2 separate regions of the Homo sapiens genome follow, and region 1 is linked to region 2. Evidence: chromatin loops called from intact Hi-C (ENCODE). Cell type or tissue: gastrocnemius medialis. All regions are shown on one strand. Links, peaks and the distances in the headings refer to the core of each region. The heading gives the core; the rest is flanking DNA. Region 1 has its middle 270 kb from the start of LINC01108. Region 2 overlaps LOC101928354 (a long non-coding RNA gene).

Region 1 (12,294 bases), core at 1,488-9,487, 87 kb after region 2:
ACTGGATTCGCTTTTCTCAGGCTCAGGAAACTGGTCTGATTCTGATTCTGTTTTGTGTTGGGTTGCCAGGAGGAGGGGATGATGGAGGCGGTTCTTCCATAAATCCAGGCTTGGAGATACAAGCAATTCCTTTTACTTCAATAGCACTGGTGAATCATCTATTGGAACAAGGTTTTTATTCTCCTCACCTTTAAAAAAACATATCTCCATAAAGCATTTGTGACGAAATAAATTTCTTGATGGTCTGGTGTTGACAGCTGGTATTTTAGGCGCCCTGCTAATGCACTTTGTTTTGCCGCAGTGTGGTCTCAGGAAGCCTAAAGCTAAAGAGAATTGAGAGTGGTCGCTGGCAAAGACCTCTGCTAATGCAAATGTCCCGAGAAGCTGACTGTTCATCTCAGAGCTTGGGAGTAGGGGTAGAGGTAGAGACTTTATAGGCTTGGTCCAATTAGGACCTGAGTTATCGGGTCCAGGCCTTGAAGGAAAAGACAGACACAAATGCAATGCTGCTCATCTTTGCTCTGGAGGGTGCCTGTGAGCTGGCAATATCTATGTGCAATATCCAGATTTTGTGGAAAAACCCTAGAAAAGCCTCTGAGTTTGTCCAGAGCCCTGTAGCCCAAAGCCTATTCCTTATCCTCCCACCCCCAAAACTGGGTAGGTCAGAGCCTGTTTCATGCCTTCTTTGCCCCTACTTTTCCCAAGCCTGGGCTTTAGAAGCATACTCTTTTGCATTCACAAATATCCTCAGAGATTGTCTTTAACCAGTAGAGCAGCACTGAAGCTAGGAGCTGAACAAGATGGAAAAGGGTACCACATTATAAGAACGAGGATCCTGAGAAAGACCATATCCAAAATCGCCTGTCCACACATGGACACCAATGCCTGGCATTTCCCTCTACAATCACACAGCCCTTTGTTCACTCATAGTGTCAGGCATTGCGTGGCCAAGGATTTACTAGAAAACAGATCCTCATAGGACATAGACAGGCTGATGAAGAAGCAGATATTCATCAAAGGGTTGCAGCGATAAATGCATGGTTTAAAAACACAGTAAGTGCACAGTGGAAAGGTACATAGTGCCAAAGGTTAAAAAGTAAGGGTGTTGGCCGTCCCATGGACATCCAGGGAAGGACTTGTCATTCATGCTTGTTCCCTTTAGTTCAAGGAACCGATTCCAGTTACAATCAGCACAGCCCGTCTAGGGTGGGGCCTTCAAGAACGAGGAGAACAGGTCTGTGATTTGTTGGATGCCTGCTTTGTGATGGGAGCTTCACATTCTCATCCACATGATTCTCAAAAAGCCCAGGAACGTTGGGCCTATTACCCATGACAAATGAAAACCTAACTTCAGAAAGGAGAAGTGAGTTGCCCATGGTCAAATGCCTTGTGAGTTACAGAACAAAGATTTAAGCCCAGCCACATTTTAGCCAGTAGCGATTTGTTTACTCCTTAGTGGAAAGGGATCATCTGAGGAACTGTTTCTCTTCTGGAGCATTCAGGAGGACTTGGAGGGCTGAGGGCAGGAGGAGTGAATGGGGTTCCCAAAGAAGAAAGGAGGAGAGAAAGGATGCATAATCAAGACTCTGATCAATTTAAAGTTAACTTTGGATTTCACAGCAGTGTCAGTCCTACCTGATCCAACCGTCTGAGGGTTAAATGGAAAAGTATAAAGCTCTTGCCATAGGTAGAACACGCACTGCTCTGATGGTTACAGGGGGCAGGGCATAGTAAATGTGTTGACCCACTGGCAGGTACAAACACCAGCTAGTCAGAAAGGATGGCAGCCTCGGAGCCACAGGAGGCCCTGCTGCCCCGGCGTTAACCTTCAGCCTTTGAATCGGAGGTCCTAAGGTCCTGGAGAGAGGAGGCCCCCAGGATAGGGGACATGGGCTAAGGATGGGAGGTGAGGGACAGTGTCTGTTTACCAGGTGGTACAACTATATTTCAACATTTTAACAACCGCACCTGGACCCACCTATTGAACAACAGCCCCGGTAACTGTTATTTTAATTACAGTTTAGCCAGAGGTACAAACAAAAACAAATCAACCCCCACCGCAAACAATATATCAATGCCTATTATTTGGAATCTGGCCTGAAGTCTTGTCTTATTTAACCCATAGAGTAATTAAAAAGAAATACAGGCCAACCTTCAAAATTGAGTAGTTTTACAGAAGAATTCAAAAGTCTGTTTGCCTTGTAAAAAGCAAATCACAAAATCTAGCATCTTAGGGCCCACAGTTTGCATGTGGCAATGGCCACCTGGAGCTGAGGAGAGGCTGCACCCTTATACAGGGTGGGCTTCTCCAGGGTGATAGGAACCCTAGTTCACCCTGTTGTCTGCCTGGCCTTGGGGTCCAGTGTGGGTGGCCATTCAGACTGCACCCTTGTCTCATCACAGAAAATGATTTCCCAGGCTGGGCATGGTGGCTCACACCTGTAATCCGGGCACTTTGGGAGGCCAAGCAGGCGGATCACTTGAGGTCAGGAGTTTGAAACCGCCCTGGCCAATATGATGAGACCCTGTCTCTACTAAAAATACAAAAATTAGCCAGGTGTGTTGGCATGCGCCTGTGATCCCAGCTACTCGGGAGGCTGAGGCAGGAGAATCACTTGAAACTGGGAGACAGAGGCTGTAGTGAGAAGAGATCACATCACTGCACTGCAGCCTGGGTGACAGAGTGAGACTCCATCTCAAAAAAAAAAAAAAAAGATATGAAAATGATATCCCCAGGCCTAGTGCCTATGTCTATAGCAAAATAGCAAGAGAGGGACAGAAGAGCCTGAAGAGCAGGCTGTTTCAGGAAACTTTCAGGCAAAAGTATATTTTCTCATGGAATAGAAAACTCTTCCTACTCACTTTTCATATCACAAAATTGTGTCTTGGCCAGAACACCAGACTCATCTGACTTTACTCACTGTGCCCCCTACCTGGCTTTCCTGGGCCTCTGGGCTTGTGACCCATCATGGACCATGTTCCACTTGGCTCTTCTGATGCTTCCTCTGCCGCCTGGCTTGCATGGAACTGGAGACACGAATCTGCATTTTAACACAGTGATCCTGCTGCAGGTGGTCCAGGCATCACACTTGGAACAGGGCTTGGCAAACTCCTTCTATTAAGGGCAAGACAGTAAATATTTGAGGCTTTGTGCACCCTGTGGTCTCTGTCACAACTACTCAACCCTGCTGCAGTAGCTCAGAAGCATCCACAGACAGTATGTGAACAAATGAGCCCGGATGTGTTCCAATACCCCTTTTTTTTTTTTTTAACACAGGCAGCAGGCAGGCAGGATTTGGCCCATGGGTTGTGGCTTGCTGACCCCTCTAGAGCAGGGGTCCCCAACCCCTGGGCCACGGGCCACTACTGATCTGTGGCCTGTCAGGAACCAGGCCACACAGCAGGAGGTGAGCGGAGGGTGAGTGAGTGAAGCTTCATCTGTATTTACAGCCGCTCCCCATCACTTGCATTACCAGCCGAGCTCCGCCTCCTATCACATCAGCAGCGGCATTAGATTCTCACAGGAGCGTGAACCCTATTGCGTGTGAGGGATCTAGGTTGTGGGTTCCTTATGAGAATCTAATGCTTGATGATCTGTCATTGTCTCCCATCACCCCCAGATAAGATCATCTAGTTCCAGGAAAACAAGCTCAGGGCTCCCACTGATCCTGCATTATAGTGACTTGTATAATTATTTTATTATGTATTAATAATAGAAATAAAGTGTGTAATAAATATAATGCACTTGAGTCATCCTGAAACCATCCCCCCACCCCTGACCCCTAACCACTCTGGTCCATGAAAAAATTGTTTTCCACGAAACTGATCCCTGGTGCCAAAAGGGTTGAGGACTGCCGCCCTAGAGGATGCATGAGATAACCGAAGATAGTGTCTGGCACATGGTGGTATCTCAGCCCCAGCTCCTCACAAAAGCAAAGCTTGAGACAAAGACTGCCATGCAGGCTGAGTGGCTTATTTAGGAAACATAGCCGAGACAGGGGCACTAAACAGGGAAGGAGAGAGATTCAAAATGCAGATGTGTCATTGAGTTAGCTGCCTCTAGGGCAACTGGAGGCTTGCTCCCCAGGACTCTCTAGAAGCGTGATGGAACATGTCTCAGAATCTCTTCCTCAAGGGGCATAGATGTATGGGATTGTTTCTGTCCTGTATTGACCAAGGTCTACCCCTAGGGTTGTCAACTCTTTCTCATTGCTTTATCTGTATGTGGGCTCTGCAGAGGTTCTAGAAACAGAGGTGCTGGGGACGAACGTGAGAAACATGAGGTATGTGCCTACGGTGAGGCATGATGAGGCTGTGCCTGCAGGAAACCTACATAAAACCAGTTGTTGAGGCAGCAACTGGAATTGAGAGCGAGGGATTTGAAAAGCAGTGGATGGATAGGTCTGGCTCAGTGACCATTCATTTATGCTGAGGTCAATTGTGATGCGGTTCATTATTCTTAGGAGGGAACCGAGGGGGACAGCAATGGTTTTCAAGCTTGTCACGCTTGGAAATGGTGCCATGTGGTGAGGCCTCATGGAAAAATCAGCTGTAGAGTGCCCTTTTAAGAACTGCTAAGCACTAGTTGATTAAAACATGTAGACATTACTTGTTTCTTTTTAATTTCCATCATATAGTTTATTTACGTAAATATTTATTAAATGTAAATCATCGTAACAATCCTGTAAGACAGTGATCATCATTCCTATTTTACAGATAAAGCTTGAGCACAGAAAAGTGAAATAACTTGCACAATGTAACAAATATTTCCTTTTTTGCCTTTTAATTTTGAGACAAGTTCTCTCTCTGTTGCCCAGTCTGGAGTGCAGTGGCATGATTACGGCTTACTACAGCCTTGACCTCCCAGGCCCAAGTGATCCTCCCACCTCAGCCTCCTGAATTGCTGGGACTACAGGCATGTGTCACCACACCCACCTGATTTTTAAGAAAAAAATTTGTAGAGACAGGGTCTCCCTATGTTGCCCAGGCTGGTCATGAACTCCTGGGCTCAAGCGATCCTACCACTCTGGCCTCCCAAAGTGCTGAGATTACAGGCGTGAGCCACCGTGCCTGGCTACAAATATTTCTTGTCTCTTTGTGTGCTAGGTGCTTCAGTTACTAACTAGCAGAGGGAGATTTTAAATCCAGGCCCTCTGATTCTATGTTCTTTGTTTTTTCTAATAGTGATTTGGAAGGGAATGGAGAGACCACTCACCACTTCTTCTTCTCCTTCTCCTTCTCCTTCTCCTTCTCCTTCTTCTTATTGAGATGGAGTTTTGCTCTTCTTGCCCAGGCTGGAGTGCAATGGTGCAATCTTGGCTCACCACAACTTCCGCCTCCTGGATTCAAGCGATTCTCCCGCCTCAGCCTCCTAGGTAGTTGGGATTACAGGCATGCGTCACCACACTTGGCTAATTTTGTATTTTTAGTAGAGACGGGGTTTCTTCATGTTGGTCAGGCTGTTCTCAAACTGCCGACCTCAGGTGATCTGCCTGCCTCGGCCTTCCAAAGTGCTGAGATTATAGGGGGAGCCATCGCACCCAGCCCAGAGACCATTCACTTCCAACCTTTCACCCAGTAAAATAATTTCTCTTGGTGTACCCCTGGTGATGAGGGGAATGCTAACTTACCTGTCAGCTCATTTTATTTCTAAAGTGTACTTAGTATTCATTTACATCTTTCATCAACCATTGATTAGAAGCAATTTGGACATAGGAGAGGATATCCAAGTCATGGTTACGTGGTCCAGAAGAGAATCATCCACCCAGCAATTTGCATGGCATGTACGGGATCCTTAAAGCAAGGCCACTGGGTAGAGAGGGATCCTGAGAGGCTGAAAAGCAGGTAAAGGAGGGTGAAGACAGGTAAGCAGAGCTGTGCAGTAGCCTCAGAAGTTCAGACTCTTGGGAAAACCGTTGTCTCCCTTAAAGGCATGTGACTCCTTTGAAAGTCACCCTTGTTGAGCTTGGAGAAAGTGCTGGAGAAGAGAATGCTACTGGATTCGCTCCACCAGAGCCCTCTGAGTCACACTTAAAATTAGATGGGGCAGTAAGAGTGTAGCTCAAGGGGAACTGTATCTGCCTAAATTAATGCTGACCTTGTTGGAATAACTCGCACTCTTCAGTATCTGCAGCTGTGGAGTCCCGAGGGAGTTGTCTGGCTACATGTGATTTTACATATCTGACAGCTAAGTCAGAGATCCAAATGCCAAATCCTGCACTCAGGAACATTATGTGGATTTGTGACACTCCCAAGGGGACTTTGGATCCATAAAGCAATGAATGGATTACAATGAGGCATAAATATAGCATTTTCATCTGTGACATACAATCTTGCTCTATTATTTCTCACATTGTTATGTGAAGGAAATCTATACCCACTCTCTCAGGTCTGTTCTCAGAAATTAAAAGAATGAAAAAGAGGTCTAAGAAAAAAAAAAAGCCTCTTGATGCATCAGGAATAAACTAAGAATAGGGTGTGGTAATTCCATGGAGGTAATTTGCAATATAGGGTAAACTCTGAGATCACGCGCATTATCAGGAAACAGCGATCTCAGGCCAGCATGTCAGCTCAGTCACCAACTAGCCAGTTGGCTTGGAGCAAATCACTTCATCTCTCTGGTCCTCAGTGTCCTGATTTGTCCAGTGGACTTCAATGTTAAAGGCATGTACTCTCAAGAATGGGCAAGATGATCCACTGTGTGGTGCCAGAAGAAAATATTAGAACTTTTTTTACACTTTAAAAATGTCTAATTTTGTGTATGTTTTTAAAATGCCCATTTATATTAGTACACATCTATTGTCTATAAATGAATAAATAGGCATATATTGGAAAGTTATATGCAAAAATGCATTCCTGCTAAAAGCATGGGAACAAGAAGTTTGGAGGCCACTGATTCAACCCATCAAGGTTCTACTGTAGATGGGAAGGCCCCTTTGTATCTGGTAGTCCATGATTCTGTGAATTTGAGAATTCTCTCACTTGTTTTCCTGAGATCCCCCACTCCCCATCAGGGCTGAGTACATCAGCTGTCCAAGGAAAAAGTTGTGTGCCCATTTGCGATGCGCCACAGATGTGTGGGCTCAGAAACCACAAGATGCTATTAGTGGACCTCTTGAAGTTGTGCCTTCCATATCAAGAGTCATGCAAATAATTATAATAACTTTCATTTGCTTCGTACAAGAGAGCTCACAAATCAGTTTCATAAGTAATTTCACATATGTTTCACTGAGAACTTCAGAACAGGTATTTTCCTAGGTATGAGAAAAGAGGTACAGAAACAGCTACCCACCTGGTATGCGACAAGGCTGCCACCCAAATTCTGCTCTCCTGATAAAGATTCCAGGGCTCTCTGCACTTATAACCAAGTACAAATACGCTCCCTGGATCCCAGGGGGAATTAGGTGGTGGTGTGTGAGGAGAGCAGTGTAAACGCAACCCCCAGCTACTTACAAAGAACGGCAGTGCTTGGGGCCCACAGTGGGAGGATCAATAGCATCATTCGTGTGTACACAAGACCTCCCATTATTCAGGGAGGCCTGGCAGAGGGAGAAAAGCAGATGCATGGGCTCCTCGTGCCACCAGCTGTCATGGCTTGCTACGCTGCAGTTCCTGACAAGTGCTGTTGTGACAGTCTCTCTACACAGTTGCAGGGAGCAGCTTGATGGGAACAGCAGCAAAAAGCCTTGTTTACAGAGGTGTGAGAGAACAAAGAGCACGTATATACTTAAGAGAATGTAATTTCAAGGACTTTGGTCCTGCCAGGTGTGGTGGCTCTGGAGGACAGCAGGTACTACCACATCTGTGAACTGGTCACCCTGTGCCCTGCCAGGAAATGGGACTTGAGGTGCAGGAGAGAAGCTTTCCCTGTTCCTTGTCTTCATTCAGTCTTGTGATAATGACCTGCAGAAACGTTTATCCTTTTTCCTCTAAAGTGGCGTTATGGCAGCTAAGACGTGTAATATTTCACCGCTAACCATGATGGCTCTTACGGGGTTGTAATAGAATTTAAATGTTTGTTTCCTCCTCTGCATTGCAAATCTCTTAAGGGTAGATATCCTGACTTGTTTATTTCTATATCCCCAGACCTTTCCCCTACCGAGTCTAACCCATAGAAGATATGTAATACTTGTCTATTTAGTGAAGGAACTGTAAATATATTTACATATTGGCTGTCCTTTTGGGAACTTCTTTTTTTTTTTTCCTGCATTAGCCTTAAAGTAGGACTCAACACATTAAAATTCACCATAAAGGATTACTTTAATGAATACTTGCCATGATGCGTATCACCAGCAGAGGATTACTATCAGGGTATGTAAAGAATGCCTACAAATCGATAGAGAAAGACACATACTCCAATTGAGAAATGGATGGACCAGCGATTAAACAGGAAATTCAGAAAGAAGGAAACCTAGTCTATACAAATATGAAAAAAGAAAGATTTCCATATTTGTAATGGCAGAAATGCAAGTTCAAGACACTGTAATGCTATTTTACTCCTTTCAGAGTAGCAAGCATTTTAACAACCTGATTTGTTGGCAGTGCTGTAGAGCTGTGAATTCTCTTACCAATGAGTGTACCTTGATACAACCCTGTGGCACCGTCAGGTACCATAGGAATTGTGCACCCCCAGCAGAAATTCCACTCCTAAGATACATTCTACCAGTTTTTCTCAACCATTTATGCAGAGAATGAAGCCCTAATGTCCTGGGGCATCCATTGTGTGAAATGAACTAACTTCTCATTTCTACATCTAGAATGATGTTAGTGATATACCATCCATGGGCAACTTAAAAAAATACTCATTCGAACCATCTTCTGTGTTCTGTGGTTTTGAAATTTTGCATTTATTATTTTTGGACTGCCCTTGACCATGGGTGACTAAAACATTGGAAAGCTAAACTGCGGATAAGAGGAAACTACTGTATTATTATACATTATAATATTAAGTATATTATACATTTATAGAATATATAAAATAATCCATATATTAAAATAGAATACATATAATTATTGTTATTGATATATTTATTCTTTATATTAATCCTTTTATTTCTCTGTGTGTAAAAATAGGTAATTTCAAGAATGTACCATGTTAAAAGAATAATGAAATATACCCCCACCAGTCCATTTGTACTGATGCAGTTGTGATGAATGACTCCTCTTATGAAGGGAAAGAAGTTTTTCTTTCCTCAAGTTTTTCTTGAGCAAATTATTTTAGACAGAATCTGATCATTTCACTCCCCAGTTCAAAAATGTATGCTGGTTTTTGAGTGCTGCTCGACAGAGTCTAAATTCTGAAGTCTGGTGTTCAAAGTGCTCCACAAGCTGGGTCCAGACCAATTTAGAAGCAGTGCTTCAATCTCTTGTCTTCAAGCACTTTACATTCCATTCAGATTGGAGTGTTTGCCATTTTCCAGACATACCCCCATGCTTTTCCATTTCATGCTGTTGCTGATCCCATTTTCACTTCCTGAGAACTCCTTCCCTCATTCATGCAATTTGACGTTACATACCAAAGCCTTAATAACATGCTTACTCTTTGACACAACAATTCTACCAGAAAAATAATTCGGGTTGTGCGTAAAGATTTAGCTTGAGGATGTTTACTCTAGCATTGTTTCGAATGTCAAAATATTAAAACTAACCTTAATGTCCTCAGGGGATGTTTAAATAAATCCACTGCACATGGAACACAGTGCGTAAAAGCATAGGCTCTGGAACTAAAAGGCAGACTACCCCAGCCAAGTCCCTGTTCTGGAACATTCTAGCTCTGTGATCTTAGCCTTTCTGTGTCTGCATATTCCTAATCTGTAAAATGGGAATAAACCAATATTTCCTTCACAGAGTTGTCAGGGGGATTTAATGTGTCAATATTTGTTAAAGCACTTAGAATACTATCCGGCATATTGTAAATTCATTTGTAATTGGCTGATGTTTCTCATCCATAAACCCTTGAGGTAAGGAAATGTTGCAGTCTATTTTGATGTCCTGGTTAAACCTGACATTGTACTAAGAATGAGTAAGGGTTAAAGGCAGGAGGGGTGGTCCAATCTTTTGGCTTCCCTGGGCCACACTGAAAGAAGAAGAATTGTCTTGGGTCACACACAAAATACACTAACACTATTGCTAGCTGATGAGCTAAAAATAAATCACAAAAAAATCTCATGATGTTTTAAGAAAGTTTATGAATTTTGGGGGGCTGCATTCAAAGCCGTTCTGGGCTGCATGTGGCTTGCAAGAGTGGGTTGGCCAAGCTTGGTTAAAGATATATGCAAGAATCACCGCCATTCTAGCTGAGTGCTTTTTAATTGGGGGTTCTAAAGTAGTGAATTTGAACTTGAATAATTCGTGGCAGGTGGCAGGAGAGTGAAGTAGGAGAACCCCAGGGTTGGAAAGTGAGTTTTATAAGGAAAGTATGAAGAAACTGGTTTGTTCTAGAAAGCCAAGTCGCTCTAGAAGGAGTACGGAGTAATAGATTATTAGAAGTACTTGGGTTCTGGAGTTAGAGCAAGCCACTCTAAACTTGAACTGTACCACTAACTACGTGGGTGGCTTTAGGCCAATTTCTTTCACCTCCAGCCTAGGGTTTCTCTTCTGTTGAAGAAGTGCAATAAGATCCACCCTTATGAGCTTATCGTAAGGTTTAGAAAGAATAAGTAGTTCATGTTCCTATGTTCCAGGCACTGGTCTAAGCTCTTTTCATATTATCTCACTTAATTCACACAACATCCCATGGGGTACTACTGTGGGTTGAACTGTGTCTTCTGAAAAGATCGTATTGAAGTCCTAATCCTAGGTACCTGAGAATGTGACCTTATTTGGAAATAGGATCTTTGGAAATGTAATTACATTAAAATGAGGTCATACTAGGTTACGATAGGTGCTAAATTCAATATGCCTGGTGTCTTGTAAGAGGAGAAGGCACAGACACAGGGCAAACATCATGTGGTGAGAGAGGCAGAGATTGGAGTGATACAGCTGTGAGCCAAAGAATGCCAAGGCTTGACGGCCACCACCAGAAGCTAGAAGAGGAAAGGAAGGAGTCTTTCCTGGAGCGTTCAGAGAGAGCGCATGGACCTGCTGACACCTTGCTATGGAACTTCTGGCCTCCAGGACTGTGAGAGGATAAATTTCTGTTGCTTAAGCTGCCCAGTTTGTGATGACTTGTTTCAGTTGCTCTAAAAAACAAATACAGATACCATTATTTTCCCTGTCTTACAGATGGAGAAACTGAGGCAAAGAATAAGCAAGTAACCTACCCAAGTTCTCACATAACTAGTAAGCTAACCAGGGTTTAAAAGCAGGGCAAACTATGGAGTCTGTGCTCTTAATTATTAGCTGATATTCAGTTGGGTTCTGGGTGATTTCATCATTTTCCTGGGGAACACAAAGTTTTTATTTTCAGCTCTTAAATGTTGATATACTTCACCATCCACCATCCCCAAGAGGCATTATTCTGTGGAAGGAGAGTGATCTCGTCACATGGTTATCTGAAGTCCTGTCCTCATTAGCCCAGCTGAGTCTACGTTCAAATCATGCAACTTTTACAATATTCACACAGCCAAGCTTCCAGCCCAGCTGGGTCACAGCAGGCTGGTGACAGAGACTCTTCCTCCATGGATCTTGGGTAGAATCCTCAAATGGCTTCTTCAGGTGATACCAGAGAGAGGCCTACCTCCTAAGACTGGCTGTGCTTCCTCTAATAACTGTATCACAGCAACTATGGATAAAGCAAACTGCTATAGGCAGAATATTTTACAGTGACTGTTAGAGGGCCCTACTGACTTAAAGAGAGAACAAGAAAGAGAATAAATGAAATCTGAATTACTCCCAAATTCCATTTCATCCAAAAGCTTTACCTTCCTCTTTCATCAAAATGATTTTCTCAACTGCAACCATTAGAAAGATTTTCAGATTTCAGCATCATATGTATTTACTTCTCTCTCTCTCTCTCTCTCTCTCTCTCTCGATACTCAGGAAAATGCATGCCCGAGAGAAGAGCAGAGGCAATCCAAAACTGGATTTCCAGTCTAGAATCTTCTAGGTTTTTCTTAATCAGTTAAACCTTAAAAGACACAAAAGCTTACTAAGCAGCTACCATCTATTTTTCTGTTTCTTTTGGCCTGATAATCTTCAGTTTTACCAAGAACCCACCCCCAATCTGATTCCCTTGAGAATGTGCACTGGCTCTTGGCTTTTGGATGCAGGGCAAAGAGAAGCTTATTCATTGCCCTCTGCAGGCACCAGGCTGCAGCAGGTTGTTATTCAAGTTGATAAGGCTTCCATCCCTGG
Region 2 (12,294 bases), core at 1,984-9,983:
AGATTCTTTATGGAGTGCACATTGACTAGTCATGGTCAAGATCTCCTTTTGGATTCAGGTGACAGCAGGAAGGTTTGTGCTGGAAAATTTACAGGGTACACAAGGACTGGGAGGCCTAGATGCTGTCTAGGTGGGCCTGGACACCTAGAAGGTGACCCCAGGACTGACCATGGGTACAGAGTCAACTAACTGTTGCACTCTACCTCTGGATAAGAGAAGATCACCACTGCTTCACTCCTCTGGTTGGGGTGGTGGACTCCCAGCTGCAAGACTCTGCCTAAGGGGTGCTTCGTGAGGAAGCTCCTTGGAAGTCCTGCCTCTCTCTAGGTCCTGGACGGCATGTGGGTGACCAGGGATTGACCACACTGAGTGTGATATGGATCAGAAGGATAGAAAAGGCAGCAACAACAAGTGATTGTCTCTTCCTAAGTTTTCCTGTCTTTTGTTGCCCTTTTATCTGCAGAGCATGGTCTAATAAACAGAGAAGGCTCAGGAGGGTCAGAAACACGGTGCCTCATTTCTCAGCCTACTTGCCAAGAATTCCCAAAAAGGAAGCACTGGAGGATCATTCCAAGGCTTGAGGTAATCAGATCTTTCCAGAACTTGAATTAGGTGGCTTGGGAGATTAAGACATTGAAACAAAAAGAGCCCAGTCTAGGAATCAGAAACCATTCTTTCTGGTTCGAGCCCTAGTTTATTGACTGGTGAATGACCTGCAGCAAGTTATTTAACTTCTCTGGAATATAGTTTTCTCCTGTTTCCAAAATCTAGCACTCAAAATCATTTATACATTTTGATTTATCAGGCACTCAACATATATACTCAATGTCTATGTGTAGCAAATACAGTTTCCCAAGTAGAAATAAAGAATACTGTTTTTCAAAAGCCGTGGGGCTTATGAATATTTTTGTAGACTGCACGTTATCTGCAACCATTCTTACATTTAACTGTGTCTCTGGAAAGTGAGTTCTTTCTAAAGGGATAGAGGTACTAAATGGTGATATTCTATAGCTAATGTGGAAAAATTTATCACAGCACTGTGTGATTTGTTCCAGGGACTACCTTTCCCAAAACAGAGAAGCCAGTAGCCTAGATGTCTGATCTAGAGATGACAGACATCAGCTCCTTTATTCATTAGCTGGTACATTTTATCATACAATCGGATTTTGAATTAAATTACAAATAGGAACTTATAACATTGGGATTAAAGTAATGTTGATTAATTTAATTTATACTAAGGTGTAGATGACTGATACTACAGCCTATCCTCAGGGTATATTTTAAGTAATGATAAGGAAAAAAAGCAAAACAGGAAAAGTGATGGGAACTCCAAGGGTGGTGGCAAGGTTATAGGAAGAGGGTTAAGGACATGGCAAGGAGAGAATGAATTTTCCAAGGATAAACTTCTTTTTTACTTCCTGCTTTTTTCCTAAGGTCAGACAGAAACCAGCAGTATGGGATCCAATTTCAGAAAATGTCACAGTCTCCTTGCTTTATGACCCAGGCTAATTTTCAAGACCTCAAAAATCAGATAAAGCTGCCAAAGTCGCTCTTGAGGGATTTTATGAAACTAACATTCTTTTCTCCTTTCACATCATGCATTTTTTTGGTGACTATAAAACACACCTTAATCGTAGAACATTTAGATACCACAGCAAAGCATAAAGGAGAAAAAGCCATCCTCAATTCCACCATCTTTAATATCATAGTGCATTATGTTTTAAAGGCAAAAGGGAGTTTTCAGGCCTGCATCATGGCAGTTTAAAGCGAGGAGGTAGCAAAGCCACCACAGCAAAAACAGAGGCAGGGCCTGGGCATGTTATGTCAGCAGAACTTGGGACCAGTTTTTTTTTTGGAGGGGGAGTAAAACTACATTGTATACTCTCAATGAGATGTGTGTGTCTATATGATGGAGGGGGCTTGGCATGTTCGGTTACCACTTTTTCCATCTTATATTCTTAGTAACTAGGTTACCTGAAGAGTCCATTTGCCACATTCAAATCAGAACTGATTTTTAAATTAGTTGACGACTGTGTAGGTAACACAGATCAGAGAAATTCTGTGCATATACGTGGCACTGTTTGAGTGTGTGTGTGTGATTGTGTGCGTGTGTGTGTGTGTGCACATTCTTGTACCTGCCTAGAGGTCAAGTAACCAAATTTGGAATGGAGTGGGTTGAGAAAAACTTCTCTGTTTTCCTGCCTGTTCCCATCACTATGACTTGCAAATGAAGCCTTTCTTCACGAAGTAAGTCAGGTTGTGGGCGAGAGATTCAGAAGACTGGAGAGAGTTTTTCTGCACTGCCTGCTCAGCACCAGAGAAACCGGAGGACCCTTGGCTGTGCCCACAGCGGGAAAAGCCCAGGCTCCAGGTGAGGCCTCGCTTCCCCCTGGGTGGTTTGAAGAAGGGGCCGATGGCGATCATAAATATCATTTGCTGACACGGAGTCCTGGGGCTGCGCTGACCACAGGAGTCGCGGTCCCCAGGATGCAGGAACTGCTCACAAAGCAGGCATTTATGAACTGGTTGGCTTTGCATTAATTAATTCCCCATTCACCAACAGTAACAATCCCTTCAATGAGTGTCCAGGCCCTGGAAAGCCCTGGTGTTGATTGGAAGTGACAAGTGCATCGCAAAGTGTGACTGTGTTAATATGGAACAGCGCAAAGGGACCTGGAGCCCCTCTCCTGTCCCGCGCCTTCCTTCCCGTGTCATTTTTGAGGAAGAAAGAGGACTTGGCTTCTTAAGGAGTGTTTAATTTGGTTTTTCCTCTTTGGTGGTTCGCTTGTCAGCTGCTGTTTTCTCATCTGCTTCTTCTCCGGGATGGGTTAGTTCTGATGTAGTGAGTTCTGTCATGAGTCCATGGAGTGTCGCAAGGCCATCGAAGGGCCAAGAGCCCTGACAGGTCACAGGGGGCTGATAAGCCAGGGCTGATATACACACACACACATACGCACACACACACACACACAAACGGATATGGACTCTCTGGGGAGGCTGGGCAAAGCCTGGCAAATTCGCTCATTGTTAAGAATTTGGGAACCAACAAGAGACTTGGAGTTCCACAGGTCTTAGTAAAAGCTGAAATGGCAGGGAAATTGTAGAAAGTGGAGCTGATTGTCAATTCCCGAAGGCCAGGAAAACATCTCTTCTTTAACAGGCAGCTCTGTGCCATGTGCTTGCAGGCTCTAAATAAACGTTTGTTGGCTGGCTGACTGGCAGTGGGTTAGACACTTGCCCCTGTGATCCTCCAGCTTGTTTAATTGCCAGTTATTTGGCTTCTTTCTTTCCAGTTGTCTTACTAGTTTGCCAGTTTCTGTGTCAGTTGCTGGTTCTAAGGACGCATGCACTTATCTGGCTGGGCCATTTTAGGTTTTGCTACCTATTTACACATTGGCCAAATCTTTCTTAGTTGATACGGTCCTTTATTACTTTTGAAGATTTTCCGGTTTGTTTCATTCTGTGTTTTTGCTTGCACTTTTAGGAAGTAGATTTAAAAGACTTCATTCACCCTTTTCTAGGTATACACTGTGCTAGAAGATACCAAAATGATTAAGAAAGATCTCCCTCTTACCACTAGAAAAGAGGATTAAACATAAGCACATTCACAAATAACTGTAAGGCAGGATTAAGACAGGCCAGCGCTGAAAGAGACATATAAATAAGGGTGATGGGGCTTCCAAGGAAAGCACATCACAGCTGCCAGATCAGTCAACAAGGGCTTCCTTGGGCATCTGCAATGGGTCAGGAAAGATGGTCAGGGTTTTGTCATGTAAAGGGGGCATTCTTATCAAAGGGAATGGGAAACATCCGAGGCTGTGTGTTCTGGGAAGGAGTGAAGAGTACACTTTGGGGTAAAGCATAGATTTGGGCAGGAGAAGTGGGAGGGACCAGGGATTGAGGACTTTGTCAGCAAGGGTGAGATGTCTGCAGTAATTTTTGCAGACATGCAAACCAGTTGGGAGATGTTTATTTGGGTAAGTGTGGGTGGGACTAGGGTGAGTCACGTGAGGGGCCTAGGGCACAAAACTTAAGGAGACTTGCTCTCAGGTGCCACCTCTGCCTTTGCAGGATCCTGAGTCAGGTCTTCTTACTGCGCTCCCAGCTTGGTCTGGGAGTGGGCTGACCAGTGAGCAGCAGTTTTGCATATTCGCAAGATTGCTGCGAAAGCTCTGCATAGGAGGGATTGGAGACGGTGGGCGCTGTGTGAGACCGTGCAAATAGAGTTAATAGAGACAGAAAAGATGTGCAACCTGGATGGTGTGAATGGTGTGCTCCTGTAAAACAGTCAACACAGGCCAGGGACAATTCCACATGCTTTTCACATGTTAATTAATTTCCTGATGAAAGATAAAGCTTCTAGCCAGGAGTCCAGACAGCTGAGTTCTAGTCTAGCTCTGCTCTAAAGAGTCCTGGGAGCCCCTGTGGCCTCAGCTTTTTGACCTGTGAAATGACCGAGTAACAGACCATTTCATAGGTCCCTGAGAGCTCTAGAATCTCACGTCACTCATGACGTATGTTAATATCAGCTGGCCTCGAAAGAGAACCCGAGCCTTGGGGACCCCAATCTTGGATCTACAAGATCTCTCAGACCAGAAGCCCTGGGGGGTAAATCCCTCCATCCAGAATCTTGTCTTTCATCGATTCAGTGTGAACTACTTCTCAAATTTCTACATTTCTGGTCCCCCTTAAACACTGACATTCCAGTCAGTCTGATGTTAAATTCTGCTTTCCCCTTTCCACCTTGTGTTACCTACCACCACAGCCTGGCCCACATTTTTCTACCCCTCCCTCCTTCTGTCATTAACAAAACTCCCCAGACCCTTGCAAAGCCCCTACAGCAGAATTATCCCAAGAGAGAAACAGTGGATTTAATAAGCTTCCCCTTAGATGGCCCCAAATCCCTTCCAGTTGATTAGGGGAAAAAACAACTACACACAGGACAGTTTCCTGATGCGGGAGGTGAGAGAGAGAAAGAATAAAGAAAGTTCCTGAAGTCCTGGGCCTCAGGGACCAAATTAAGAAAGCAGCACCACTTATTCAAAATCAGATGAATGTCAGTGGGATGTTTGTCAAACAAACTTGTCATTATTTGTCACAATTTGAGGAAGTATCAGTCAATAGTCACACTCGAGCGCATAACAGAGTTATTTATAGCTGCCAGTCTAGAGTTTTAACTCATGCAGGGCCAAGGTTCGATGTTATAAACAGCTTTGTTTATAATGACTGCGTGGCTATAAATAGTTTGGTTCCCCGGGTGTCACAGAGCAGCCCCGGGATGGGCTGCCAAAACCAGCGCCAGGAAGCAGGCTGCAGCAGGGAGGTGAATCCTGGTGGTGGTTTTTTTTCTTCTCCGAGTACCCTTTCTGTGAGTCCTTGGCCAGAGTATTTCATGTTGTTCCTCAGTGTCCCTTTTGGAACGGGGAGTCGGGCTCCCTGGTGTTCCTGGGAGATGGTGGAAGTTACTCACTTAATGAATTAACATCTGCCCCAAGATCTGCTGTTGAAAGGGAGCCAGTATGGGGAGCACCGCCTCTTTTGTGCCTATTCACGGACAATGAGCTAATTACAGTCTCTCTCCTGCTGGAGGGTGGAGGGAGATATCCTGTTATTCCAGTGAACAGGCAAAGCTCTAAAGGTTTATTTACAGCTTCAGATTTAATTTGAACGACAGCAGCATCTCTTCTAAAAATACGAGGTTGTCAGAAATTTAGAAATTTACTAGTTTCTTGTGTCAGCAGAACCTTATCTAAGGAGTGGGAAGTTGGGGGATTTGTGGGGAGCAGAAAAGAGGAAGGGGAATATGTATACATAAATTTTACATGTAAAATACATAGGTATGTCAGCTTAAAAACTGATCATTTTACCAATTGGCACAGGGGCAGTATTCTCAACATCTTCCTGACAACCTCCAACCCCACCCTCCAAAAATGCAAATCTATTTGTCATATGGAAATTTCTTGATCGACTCTTTCCATGTCACGCTCAAAATCCTTACAGTCAATTTTAATACTATTAAGCTAAATCTTCTTTTGCTTTCTTTTTTTTTTTTTTTTAAGAAAAGGTGTGGCCATGAAAAAAAATTTATTGGATCTTAATTTGCAAGATTAGTTCTGGTTCATTTTATTGCAGTAATTTAATACTCATAATGATTTTCTGATGCATATGTTTTAGCAGCAAGATCTACTTCCTATTCATTTTTCATTTCAATGCAACTGACGTATATTAGGCAGCATGGTACAGATCTAAGGGAGCAGCACCCCGTGAGAAACTGACATCATTCTGCCATCTTGGCATCCTCCCAGACATGTGTTGAGCCCCAAGAAGCCTGCACCCAGGTATATCCAGGGATTCAGGACCGAAGGTGATAAGCAAGAAATCCTTCTTTAAAAAGGAGTTACCTGTTTTTCATGGATAGGATTATTAACATCATTACCATTATCATCATTACTGCAATTCTGGCTAAGGGAGCTGTGAGTTGCATCCTATTTGAATGTCTCCCACTGGATGGGAAGGAAGCAATGAGGGCCTCCTAAGTAAACCAACAATCACACTGCAGGGAAGGTGAATCATGGACTCCAATACCCAATGCCACAGGACTCTGACCCAGGTACTAGGGAGGGCATCCTGGAGGAGGTGGCCTCCGCATTGAATCCTACAGGAGGTTCCTTAGGGTGGTAATTGTGCCTTTTTGTTTCTGTACAGACACCTGCTGGCATAGTAGGCACATGGTACATCTTTGTAGAGAGAGTTAATGAAGGTGTATTCTTTTTAGGAAGTTGACAGTCCCTCTGGAACTCTATGTCATACATTAGCAATACATAAAAATAAACATGAATTTAAATGGTTAAAAATGAAAAATAAGAGAGAGGAGAGAGATATTTGTGGAGTGTGTGTGCTGGAGTAGAATGAGGACCCCCCATCTGATTGGTGCTCTGGAATTCCTAAACAAAACAATCAACTCCCTATTGGGAGTCGGCCCTTGCATGGCAAGAGTGTGCAAGGCCAAGGTGTAGGAAATGAAATGGAGCAATGAGCATGTTGAAGTGAATTGATCCGAGTGGAGTGACAGGCATCGTCAGCATTTCCTCTCTGTTTATTTTTACATGAGGCTTTACCCATACGTGAGGCCAAGACCTCATCCGTTGTGGGTTCCAATTCTGTGTTCATGAAGGAGGTGGCATTAAGCTAAAAGGAAGAGGATAAGTACAAGGAGATGGACATTATATCAAGTTTCTCCCTTAGTCTTTCAGTTCTTCTCAAATACTTTTTCTTGTGGTTATACTTAGTTTCATGATTATTTCTACCATTTTTAAAAGAGAGATTCTCAATGTTTATTTTAAAACAAAAAGGACAGATGTTTTTCCACATTGTTATTGGGTGAAGGGGGAATTTTAATATTCACATTATCAAGCATCTGATTTCAGAGAAGATTCTTAGAATCGGAAATCTGTTTGCCCAGTCACTCATAGCTCCCATCTCAGAGATATTATGACGATATATCCTTGACCTAAATGTTCCCATTTAAAGGAAAAGGAACAGAACAATAAATTTTGCAGCATAACATGTAAATCTGATGACGGCTTATGCTTAATATTTTTGTTTATTTCTGTTTCTAAGAATTTTCCTCAATGCCGAGTACCAGCTGAGGAGGATGTGGTATAAATGTATTAAGCAGCTTAGGGTCTCTGGCCACTAATTCTTAGGATTGTAGCTTTTTAGAGCTTCAGGAAACAATTAGAATTTTCTACTTTAGTTCTCTCTTTTTTACAAATGTGGAAGCTGAGCCATTTGACTTCTAAGAGACAGAGTTGGGATAGAACAAATGTCTCTTGGCTCTTAGAAAAGATAACTAATATTTGTTAGACACAAATAGTTGTGCCCTTTACAAAGGTGCAGTGTGGTGGTTAAGGATGAGGGCTCTGGGGCCAGACAAGCCTAGGTTTGTATGTTGGCTCTGTCACTATTTGTGAGGCAGTGAAATGTTACTTCTCTTCTTTAAGCCTCAGCTTTCTTCATCCATAAAATGGAAACACTAATGACACAACAACAGAGGCATTGGAACGACTGAATGAGATAAAGCAGGTCAAGTACTTTGCGATTGTTCCTGACACATGGGACATCTTTAACATGTGACACAAACCACAGTGAAAACAAAACCAAAAAGCAAAACAACCACCCCACAGCTAGGCTTTTTGTTCTTTCAGCCTGGTAGGATCTGTACAGAGATGTTACTGGTGAAGCTTCTTTCTTCTTCACGTCCTTTTGTACATGTTTATTTCCATGGGGGTGGAGAAGCCCTCTGAGAGAGAAACACACGAGTCCCATTCACCATTAGGCTTTGGGTACAGTGACAGATCTGATGGATGGGTGGGTAGCGATGGGGAACAGGGAGGGGAGGTCCTGGTGAGTCATCACTATGAGCAAGAGGGGTTCTGATATGCTTAGCTGGCCCAGAGGGGGAGGGTCTGGGCAGTGAACCCCACTTTGTAGCCCAGCCTTCACCTGCTGGGGGTGCAGCTTTGCTCTGGGCATTGCTTTGATCAGCAATTGGAACTCAAGGTGGATGAGAGCTCCGTGAAAGGGACTGCTATACTGTCTGGCCCTGAGGACTCAGATGGTTGGGACCCCACCCCTGGGATGAGAACACGGGCAGCAGGGGCACAGGTTGGCAGCTTTGAGGACCTGAAACTTATTGGAGAGAGTTATTTATTTCTGTAAATACCTGGATCTCTTGTAAGTCAAGCAAGTGGGGACTTAGGCCACTAGAATTTGGAACAGTTGTCTTAATCACACAAGCCACGTGATTTCACTCATATCCTGGGAAATATTATTTGCACATAAAATTATCCCATTTAATCCCTCAGTAGCCTTGCAAAGTTTTTATGGTATTTTGCATATCAGGAAAATGGAGGCTCAGAGAGATGTAAATCACACTTAAGGTCACAGATATCAAAATAAAGCCTAGAATGAAAACAAATATCATTGGTTTTATAGTCTATATCCTGTCCTTGTCCATTGACCCAGCTGAATTTTACTTTTAATGCATTTTCCTTCCACCTCCTACCTTCTTTGGTTTGTGAATGGAGAGGTAGCCGTGACTTCCTGTGGCTGAGCCACTTCCTGTGGCTGAGGGAAGCAGCAGGCTGTCTGGTTACCTGAGCCAGGTCTGGGGCCAGGCAGCATGCATTCTAGTCCTGCCTGGGACACTCACTGGCCTCAAGATCTTGGGCAAAACAGCTGACTGCTTTGCACCTCAGTTTCCTCATCTGTAAGGTAAGGTGTATTAGGATTCTCCAGAGAAACAGAACCAACAGGTTGGGGGTGGGGGGTGGGGTGGAGAGAGAGAATGAGAGAGGGAGAGAAAAAAGAAGAAGAGAAGAGAAAAGAGACGAGAAGAGAAAAGAAAAAGAAGAACTAGAGAAGGAGAAGGAGGAGAAGAAGATTTATTTTAAGAAACTGGCTCAAGCGATTGTGGAGACTAGCAAGTCCAAAACGTTCAGGGCAGGCTGGAGACCCAGGGAGGAGTTGATGGCGTTCCAGTGGGAAGGTATTCTGAAGCAGGTTCTCTCTTCCCCAGGGGACCTCAGTCATTTCTCTTAAGGCCTTCCACTGACTGGATGAGGCCCACCCACATTATTCAGGGTAACCTGCTTTGCTCAAAGACTACGGATGTAAATGTTAATCTCATCTAAAAATTACCTGCACAGCAATACCTACACTGGTGTTTGACCAAATATCTGGGTCCCATGGCCTAGCTAAGTTGGTGCATCAGATTAACCGTGGGGCTAATGAGATGTACTACATAAGGTTGCTTTGTGGGTTAAGTGAGCTGATATAGGTGAAGAATTTAGAACTGTGTCAGGTACAGATAAATTCTTGATAAGTGTTATCCATCATTCCTTCCAAAAGGAATCATTCATTCCCAGGGCAGACTCTCCCTCTGTGGCTTGGACATGTCATCCTGGCCACTGGGTCCATGCCCCTGAAGTCAGCAGGCTTTGCTTCTCTTCCATTTACTTCTTGTGGCTGCGAAGAGTCTCTGTGCCTTGAGTGTGGCAGCCTGTGTCTGGGAGGAGAGCGAGCTTTCCTGGTGCCCACATCAGTGAGGACACTAGGTGCTGCCTCTTAGTAAAGGCCCAACAGGGGAGATGCTGCAAGGAGATGTCTGGGGATGGAATTCTCCTGAGAGGATCTCTGTTGTTGCTTATACTCGCGGCAAGAAGCAAACACATCGCTCTTTCATCTTGGCAGGATGTGCTGCTGCTGCCAGCCTGTCTGCCCCGCCCCTGGATCGCCCCCACCCCCCCGACTCAGGTGGATGGCCCTTCAGCAAATGCCTTTCTTGGAAAAAAAAGGAGAACTGCACCCCTTGCCGCCCACCTCCTTTTCAGTTCAAAACTCTGCTCTATCTCCTTTGCCCAGCCACACCTTTCGTGGCCCTTCCTACCTGACAAAGGGAGATACCTTTGAGAGTCAGGCCTGCATTGCGAGCTGAGCGAATGTTCTTTTTGGAAACAAAGGAGTGTTCTTTTGGCTTTGGTTGATGAAAGCAGGTGGATTAAGAACTAGGATAAATGCAAAATATCCTGGAGGACAATGGGGAAGGAAAGCTGCGGGAAGGAGACATGGAAAGGAGGGTGGAATGGGAGATGGGAAGGGGCTGGCAGGACCAGGGAAAGGGTAAACCACGCTTTCATCTTGGAGTCTGATCTGTTTCTGAACTCTGAAGAGTAAGGCCATGAATTTTAAAAGGTGTCTCTGCAGTATCTCTGCAGCTGACAGCTCCAGTCACAGAACCAGCCCTCTCTGAAGCTCAGGAGTGCCACAGGAGGCTGAGCCCAGGGAGTCTGGAGACCAGGAGGCTGGGGGAGCCCAGCTGGCCCTTGTCAGGAAGCAGGATCACTCACAACTCCAACGCACTGGCCTGGGCAGGCTTCTGGCTGCACTTGGACGTGGCTGGGGCTGAGTATCCCCTGGCAGCTCCTGGAGGTGTCCACAGGGATGGTATCAGCAGATAACTTTCTGAGCAGGTCTCAAGGCACTGCTGGATGTGCTTGTCAATGACAAAGTCACGCAGACACCTGCTGCAGTCCCTGTTCACCTGTGCTGACTGCTGAGAGGACAGCAGGCCTCCCGGGGACTGGCTGTTTTCTCAACAGGGTTTTGAGAAAGGTCCTCTTCTAGAAAGGGCTGGGGGACCCTGCTTTGAGAGCTGCTCCCAGAGGGGGAAGCCAGGTAGTTCCAAAGGTCCTGGAGGAGGCTCAGAGTCTGCAAGTCACCCAGTAGAGGGAGGGATGTGAAGGTGGCCTGCTGAGTGCTCTGGGCTGGAAAAGTGGCAGTGAGTATTGTCCTTGGAGCCCTGGGAGAAGTGTCAGTGCATCTTACTTTATGAGAAATGCATGCTCTTGAGAAATGGAATGTGGACATTTAAAAAATATGTATTGTTATATCTTTATCAATATGTCTGATTTTTTTTCGAAACCCTGGAGTATCGCAATCATGACTTCTCTGTTTGTGAATTGAGCATCAGGAATATTGAGTTTTCTAAAAGCAGGGATATTGGTAATGGAAGCAAATGGACACTTCTGGAGCTGTCAGGTAGCCCAGAGCAGGACCCCAACAGCCACCAATGACACAGCTCCTTAGCTCGCTGGCTGAGCCAGGAAAACAGAGGTAGTAGCCCTGGGCAGAGGGACGCCACACACAGCCAATCCTGTGGAGACACTGGGAGGCATCTGGAAGCCCCACAAGAACCTACCCCTCCTCAGCTCTGTGTCCTGCCTAGTTACATCCTCAGAATTGTGAGGTACCCCTCCAGCAGCTGGAGGCCTGTGGAGGGGACTCGCCGTGTCTCAGCTTTGGGACTCCTGAGCCCCCGTTACAAAGGAGACTCTTTTTAGAGGGTGTGTGGGGCAAAATACCTTCTTCCTCATTTATTAAAAATTGTTCATTGGAGTAAAATATACATAACATAAAATTTACCATTCTAACCATTTAAAATGTACATTTCAGTGACATTGAGCGCATTCATAACCTTGTGCAACCATCACCACCATCCAGCTCTGGGTATTTTTTCATCATCCCTAACTGAAACTCCATACCTATGAAACACCAACTCCTCATTCTCTTCTTCCCCCAGCCCCTGGAAACCACCATTCCACGTTCTGTCTCTAGAAATATATGACCACTCTAGGTATCTCACATAAGTGCAGTCACACAGTATTTGTCCTTCTGTGTCTGGCTTATTTCACCTAGCGTGATGTCTTTAAGGTATATCTATGTTGCAGCATA

The links. Peaks named below come from ENCODE experiments on the same cell type or tissue, not always from the same donor. Only the 100,000 strongest peaks of a DNase experiment are listed, where the experiment ranks them.
Region 1: it touches region 2 in a loop (5-fold over the local background); 2 of 110 quality-filtered maps call a loop at or near these places.

The regions. Positions count from the first base shown.
Region 1 is chr6:14,544,876-14,557,169 of GRCh38, reverse strand. No RefSeq gene overlaps it. Among named protein-coding and RNA genes, the nearest start is that of LINC01108, 270 kb to the right of the region's middle. In gastrocnemius medialis, for the core only: no CTCF peak of the experiment used is centred there; a DNase peak (open chromatin) is centred at 6,069; H3K27ac peaks cover 1,658 bases.
Region 2 is chr6:14,632,239-14,644,532 of GRCh38, reverse strand. It overlaps LOC101928354 (a long non-coding RNA gene), which reads left to right. Exons shown (of 4, transcript XR_241980.4): 2 at 464-582. Among named protein-coding and RNA genes, the nearest start is that of LINC01108, 350 kb to the right of the region's middle. RefSeq lists a silencer at 4,041-4,335 and enhancers at 3,844-4,827, 7,895-7,994. In gastrocnemius medialis, for the core only: no CTCF peak of the experiment used is centred there; DNase peaks (open chromatin) are centred at 2,872, 5,282 and 5,512; H3K4me3 peaks cover 956 bases; H3K27ac peaks cover 3,615 bases.